Linked DNA regions of Homo sapiens: region 2 is linked to region 1. A link is a contact called in ENCODE Hi-C or POLR2A ChIA-PET data. All regions are on one chromosome and are shown on one strand. Each heading gives the region's core, a stretch centred on a gene start or an enhancer-like site at or near the end of the contact. The rest is flanking DNA. Distances are from core to core; before and after follow the strand shown.

What was found. Hi-C counts contacts between places; a loop is a spot of excess contacts on that map. ChIA-PET counts read pairs that join two places held with the same protein, here RNA polymerase II (POLR2A). Pooled maps may share reads with other maps.
Region 2: a loop to region 1 is called in a pooled map, with 4 times the contacts of the local background. The contact joins two enhancer-like sites. A Hi-C loop is called at or near these places in 5 of 168 maps with a recorded cell type or tissue (CD4-positive, alpha-beta memory T cell, CD8-positive, alpha-beta T cell, MCF 10A and 2 more), 2 of 37 single-sample maps with no recorded cell type and 9 of 50 pooled maps. POLR2A ChIA-PET finds 5 or more read pairs at or near these places in 12 of 52 experiments (CD4-positive, alpha-beta T cell, CD8-positive, alpha-beta T cell, Caco-2 and 8 more).

Annotation. Positions count from the first base shown.
Region 1 is chr5:142,747,608-142,751,008 of GRCh38, reverse strand. All of the region lies in intron 1 of LINC01844 (long intergenic non-protein coding RNA 1844), which reads right to left. Among named protein-coding and RNA genes, the nearest start is that of LINC01844, 3.7 kb to the right of the region's middle. Within about 2 kb of position 1,493, at least 3 of the 41 ENCODE cell types and tissues checked have a DNase peak (open chromatin) inside an H3K27ac peak, as active enhancers do.
Region 2 is chr5:142,781,949-142,785,349 of GRCh38, reverse strand. All of the region lies in intron 1 of ARHGAP26 (Rho GTPase activating protein 26), which reads right to left. Among named protein-coding and RNA genes, the nearest start is that of ARHGAP26, 13 kb to the right of the region's middle. Within about 2 kb of position 1,634, at least 12 of the 41 ENCODE cell types and tissues checked have a DNase peak (open chromatin) inside an H3K27ac peak, as active enhancers do.

The sequences.
Region 1 (3,401 bases), core at 244-2,743:
CCGATAGCAAGATGACTTTAGCAGTCCTGGGAGTCAGATTCAAACCTGACAACGTCCAGAGAGAGAAGACTATTTTTAAGAAAAAGAAAATGTAGGCTAATCAGGATCTACCTTGGAATTGGGAATTGGGTCACCTCCCCTGAGTCACTGGGGAAGGGATGGACACCTGATCATAATTAAGTTCTATTAGAAAGGAAGTAGGTGAGCGGATATTGGGTCAACAATGCACTTGTCCAAAGTATCTTTCTTCCTTCCATCATTCATTCATTCATCTATTCATTCATCCAGAATAGTTTAGGTTTAATCATATGAATATGCTTTTTTGTAAATCAAAAGTAGTCAAATAACCATAATTTGAAAAGGTTAAGCAACGTTTATCAAGCCTGTATGACAGTGGGAGGCATGGAGCTAGATGTTAGGACTATTAACACCTAAATTAATAGCAATTAAAGGTGCTAAGTTCAAGAAAGGGAAAGAACAGGACCAGCTATATAATCTGCAGAACCCAGTGAAAAATGAAAATGGAGGACCCCTGGTTCAAAAAGTATTAAGAACTTCAGGATGGTGACAGCAGAGCATTAAACCAAGCATGGAGTCCTTCTAAGTGCAGAATGACTGTACATATTGCATGTCCATGAATCTGGCTCTGGGAAAGACCAGATGACCACAGAAAGAACAGCAAGGACCCTAGTTTAGATTGAGCTGGGGGAAGAGGGTGTTAGGAAGGCCTCTCTGAGGAGGTAATATTTAAACAAGGACCTGAAGGGTGGATAGGAGTACCCAGGTAAAGAGTTGAGGAATGCAGCTTCCTAGAAGAAGAATAGCACTCTCCCATCTTCTCCATCCTCCAGGTTGGTTAAGAGACTTAGCATTAGCCTGTCTTCATCAGCTGTGAGGAAACAAGATAAAGGTAACAGATCTTTTCCTGTTTGTGCCAGCTCAGGCCTATTTCCCAACCCTTTTTTGTATTCTAGATCTTGGCACTTGGGTACACTACCCGTATAATCTGATCCTCCCCCTTTAATACTGTAGATAGTCAGGACTACCCAAGAGGGGTCCCAGCCTTGCTCCTTGCTCAATGCTTAATATGCTCAATGCTTAGTATGCTCAACGGTAGATGCTTTCTAGGAAACAGCCTAACCTGCCTGATCCACTTGGTGCAGGCTTGTCACAAATAGGGAAAGACCTCTCCCTGTCCTCACATTCCCTCAAACCTCAAACCATGAAATCAGCTAACACAAATTGGACCTCAAAAAATGTTGTCAACAAACCCAAACCTTTCCCCTAAAATTACTAAATTCATCCATTTTGCATTGCTATAAAGGAATACCCAAGACTGGGTACTTTATAAAGAAAAGTATATTTGGCTCATGGTTCTGCAGGCTGTACAAAAAGCATGGCACCAGCATTTGTTTCTGGTCAGGACTTTAGGAAGCTTTTACTCATGGAGGAAGGTGAAAGGAGAGAAGATGAGTCATATGGTGAGAGAGGAAGCAGGCGAGATGGAGGAGAGGCGCCAGGCTTTTTAAACAACCAGCTCTCGCATGAACTAATAGAGTAAGAACTCACTCATTATGGCAAGGAGGGCACCAAGCCATTCATGAGAGATTTGCCTCTGTGACCCAAACACTTCCCACTAGGCCCTACTTCCAACATTGGGGGATCACATTTCAACATGAGATTTGGTGGGGACAAATATTCAAACTGTATCATACCTTATCCCATTTTTATTTCTGCAATGTTCTTTTCCTATATCAGATCCTATGGAAATTTGATGATGTAGTGGGCCTCCAAGTTGGTTGTAAGCAGAATCACACAAGAAGCTTATTAAAAATACAGATGCCCCAGCCCTATGCCAAACCTAGCTTCTCTATTTTTAGCAAGCTCCACAGGTAATTCTGATGCACTGCCAAGTCTCTGAACCACTGCTTTAGCCAACTGGATGGAATAAGGGAAATTCCCATTTGGCTGGTAGGAGTCAGAACATTTCCTTTCTGCCACTACCTGTGGCTCCTGGGCAAACTACTTTAATTCAGTTCCTCAGTTGTCCCTTTAAGTAAAGTGATGATTCCTCCATGATATCTCTGCCCTAGAAGCTTGCGTAGTATGAAAGTATTGATATCTTCCCATGATCTAGTCCCACTTTGGGTGGCCAAGCCTCAGTTTCCTCAAGGAACTACCTGCCCCTCACTGACTGGAGGAAGGCTTTGTAGGACTGTCAATCAAGGTGCTCTGCTGCCCTCTGGCTGCCCCCTGGGCCCAAGACCCAAGTTTGGCCAACCAGATTTTCTCTCCCAGGAAATTAAATACTGAGAGAGCTGAAGCAGAGACAAAATAAATGAAGTTGATTCATCTGGTACGGGTGACCCCAAAAATCTGTTAGTTTCTGCTTCCTAAGCTGTTGCCCTGGTTCTTGTGCTCTCAGAAACCTGGTTTTTCAGCCTTTCCCTCAGATCTGTAAGCAACCCTGATAGCCTTGGAATAAATTGTTTCTTTTGCCTAAGTGAGCCAGAGTTAGTTCTGTTGCTTGCCACCAAAGAATTCTAACTGATTCTCACAATCAAGATCTTTGATAGAGTGTTGTATATAATAATGATGTCATAGCTTCCATTCTTATAAAGCCATTGTGAATGATTCTCTTGTAGCTAAAGTGACCGTTCTATAGAAGGTCAAAAGTTTGTTTTAATAATGACATCTTTGTTCCAGTAATTCCAGACAGTGAAAATTTCTCAATAGTGTAAGAGGTTATTCACTGTCCTGCTGAAATATCTTAAGTGGAAACAGGCCTTGGGTAAATACTCTTCCTCTAAACAAAGCTTATTGTTCTGGACCCAGGGAAGGAAAGGACAAGAGAAAAAAGAAAAAGGAAAAAAGTTTGGGCTCAGTTTAAACCAGCTCCCATTCAGCTATATCTGCCCTTTACATACAAATTTAATAAAAAGTTGACTCTTTATGTATTTTTTTAAAGGCTGGAAATTGCATCCGAATACACATTTTAAGGGGTGACTTGCAGAGAAAATAGCTTCAGTGATTGAACCCTTTTCTCTCATCAGCCTATATTTTATTTCTACCCCCATCTCATTGTTACAGTTTTTACTCTTTCTTATTGTTACTGACATCCTCACTATTTCTCACCTTTATTGGCTGTGTTAACAGTTATGAGCACTTGCTGTGAACCAGGCACGATGATAGATGTTTGACACGTATTACCTCATTTAATCCTTACAGTGCCCTTCAAAGCCAGTATTATTATTCCCATTTTACAGAGGGGAAACTTGAAGCTCAGTGAGGTTAAGTAATAGGGCTAATGTGCAACATGACCAATCACTTACCTGTGTGTCCCTATCTGTCCCCAAGTCTTCCTTACACTGTGACCCATTGCCTTAAATTGAAAGTACCTG
Region 2 (3,401 bases), core at 385-2,884, 34 kb before region 1:
CATCCTGGTGTTGGAACTGCAGCATTCTGAGGAGCTGCAAATTGTTTGGATGCACTGAAGGAAAAGGGTATGTGGCTTCACAAGATCAAGAGACGAAGCAGATAGGAGAGTGCCACACTTGGAGACATGAGTTAAAAATCCTAAGGAATCCCGGCACTTTGGGAGGCCGAGGTGGGCGGATCACGAGATCAGGAGATCGACACCATCCTGGCTAACACAGTGAAACCCTGTCTCTACTAAAAATACAAAAAATTAGCCGGGCATGGTGGTGGGCGCCTGTAGACCCAGCTACTTGGGAGGCTGAGGCAAGAGAATGGCATGAACTCAGGAGGGAGGCGGAGCTTGCAGTGAGCCGAGATCGCGCCACTGCACTCCAGCCTGGACAACAGAGCAAGACTCCATCTCAAAAAAAAAAAAAAAAAAAAATCCTAAGGAAGTGGTTGCCTAGGGATGAGAGGTAGGGATGGAAAGAATGGCAGATATTAGCTAAGGACTACAGGATTGCTTTGGGGGAATGATGAAAATATGCTAATATTAATCGTGAAGATGAATGCAAAATCCTGTGCATATACTAAAAGCCATTGAATTGTATGCTGCAAATGGGTAAATTGTGTCGTGTGAATTGTATCTCAAAAAAGCTGTTTTTAAAAAACATCGTCCATGGTCTCTGCCTACCATCGCCTACCCCCATGCTGCCCATTTGGGGAGCTCAGTAATATGGCTGATTGAGACGGCACATTAAGAGATATGAGTCATCCTTCTCCAGTTTGACATTTTACAAGTTTCTTGCTTAACCATCAAAAAACAAATTGTCTTTCTTAAAGAGACTCAGTTTAGGGGCAGTAAGGATTAGACTCCTTAGGAAAACAAGCAAAATTTAAGTTATCTTCAACTGGTGATCATCTTCATGTACAAATTACGTACGGTTTCAAGCACAAAATCCCAAGCAAGCCCCACTGGGCTGTGTCTTTTCCTTGCAGTATGGTATGAAGTTAAGCTGGCCAGGAGAGGTGGGGGAGATGAGAAGCAAGCCAAAGTTATATCCCAAAAGACACAGAGGCCAAAAGCTATCAGTTCCACTCCAATTTCCTATGCAATGGAGCAGAGCTTCCCTGCTGGGGAACCGATTACAAGCATGCTGGCTACGTAAGAGGAAACAGGCTTTCTTTCCAGAGAGAAACCCATCTTGCTGCTCTAAACAGAGCTGGCAGCATGGTAGTCTGCTGACCTTGCACACTGAGCTCTGGGCAGCTTCGGTCAGAAGGCCGGCAGATTGTGGCAAGTCCTGGCCAGCAGACACAGATGCAGCAGGAGCATCTGGATGCCGAAGCCTACGGATGCTGAGGCACTCGCCTCCAGTGCCTGCCCTGGCCTCCACAATGACATATTGTCCACAGCAGGGGTGGTGTGGCTGATGATCTGCTGGGTAAGTCGCCCACGGTAAAGTCTGTGTCAAACATTTCAGTGCACTAGTCAGATACAAATGCAAGAAAACCTTATTTTTGGAAGAGCAACCCACAGATTTTCTTAAGAAGCAAATAGCAGAGTGAAAGCAGCACTAATTTCCTGGTGGTGACACCCTGGGATCACACCAGCAGCAGCTGTGGTCTGCCCAGTCATCCAGCCCTGCTTTAAAAGGGTGAGAACCAGCTGAGATCAGAACAGAGACAGCAGTATTTGCCAGAAATGAGTTGCCCAGGGGCACCTCCAGGTAGAAGGGGGAGATCAGCTCTCTCTGGGTTTAAGGCATCTCAGCTCCAGAGCCATCACCCAGTCTCTCTCCTCCTCTCCCCAGATCCTGAGTTCCCCTTGCTGTGCAACAGCTCAACCAGCTCATTATGCTTCCTGAATGTTTTTAAAGAAAAAAAAAATGTGAAACATAATTACAGGCTCTGACCCCAAATGACTTTAACCCTGACAAGAGCACCCAAGACTCACTGTGGGAATACAGTTTCCCTGTGATTGCCCAGGAGCAAAAGTTTCCTTTCAGGAGCTCCCCCACATCCGCTGGCAATGCTGCTGAAGGGTTCCCGCTCACAGGCCAAGCTCACGGAACAACTGGATCCCAGGCGTGGAGCCACACTGGCTGACATGTTCTCAAGCTGCTAGAACTTTTACGCTTCTGAAACCCTCCTGCATCATTCCTAGGCCTGCAGTAATGCAAACACCCTCCAGATATCTGAGATGTGCCCACGAGGCTGGAGAGCACAGCTGTGCACATTAAGGAAGAACAGGATTTGGGGACCAGATTTATGCAGAATCTCTGCTGACCTATTTAGACCTAATGTGTGGTCCAAGGACTCCCACCATGCAAATCACTTGGGGTGAGATGGAAGGGAGTGGGGGCGGGGGTATAGGAAATTCGGGTTTCCAGACCTGCCTAGAGCTCATGCATCAGCATTTCCTTGGGTAAAGCCAGAGAATCTGCAGTTAGGGGAATTCTTGTACACCTTCACTTTTAAGAACCACTATCTTACAAGGACACTCTAAAGGCAGATTCCAATAACAGGTCACTTACCACAGGCCTGCTTACACTGCTAAGCATAATATCTACAATTATCTCAGCTGCTCCTCACAATAATATTGTAAGGTATAATAGATATTTATTATCCTCCCTTGCACTTATGCTGTTTTCTCCAGTTTCATCTCCAAAGGTCAAATCCAAAGGCCTCCAAACAGTCCTCACCTAAACTGGCCAGGATGAAACATCAAGTCATCAAAGCCTCTCCAACTCTCTGCTACCCACCTGCTAAATGTGGATGCTCCCTATGGTTTCAGCTTCCACTCTCTTCTCTCACTCCATGCCAGGCGTTCTTCACCCTTGCTGCACATTAGAATCACCTGGGGAGTTTTTAAAATGTCCCATGCCCAGACTGCAACCCAGCCAAATTATATCAGAATCTCTGAAGGTGAGTCCTGAGCTCCTCAGGTGATTTCAATGGACAGCAGAGGCTAAGGACCCCTGCGTGGGTCTCACTCTTATAGATTCAGTCACTCCCAGGGCCTCAAATACCACCTGGAGAGAGCCAAACCTATACCTGTAGCCCTCATCTTCCTCCAGAGTTCCAGACTTGTGCTTCCCACAGCCTTGTGGGTGTCTCCACCTGCATGCCCTGCAGGAACTCAGCAAGGACAAACCTTACTTCACTCTGTATCCCCCATCACACACCACGATTCCTCTCCTGTATGCAGTTCAGCCATCCTCCCAAGGCCTAAGAAGGAAACTCTGGAGATGCCCCTAACTCCTCTGTCATCCCTTCCTCAGGCACTATGCTGCTGACTATGTGTTCTCTTCATCCACACCTGATCATCTACTCTCAAAAACACCATGAATCGGCCAGGCGCAGTGGCTCATGCCTGTAATCCCAGCACTCTGGGAGGCCAAGGCGGGCAGATCACGA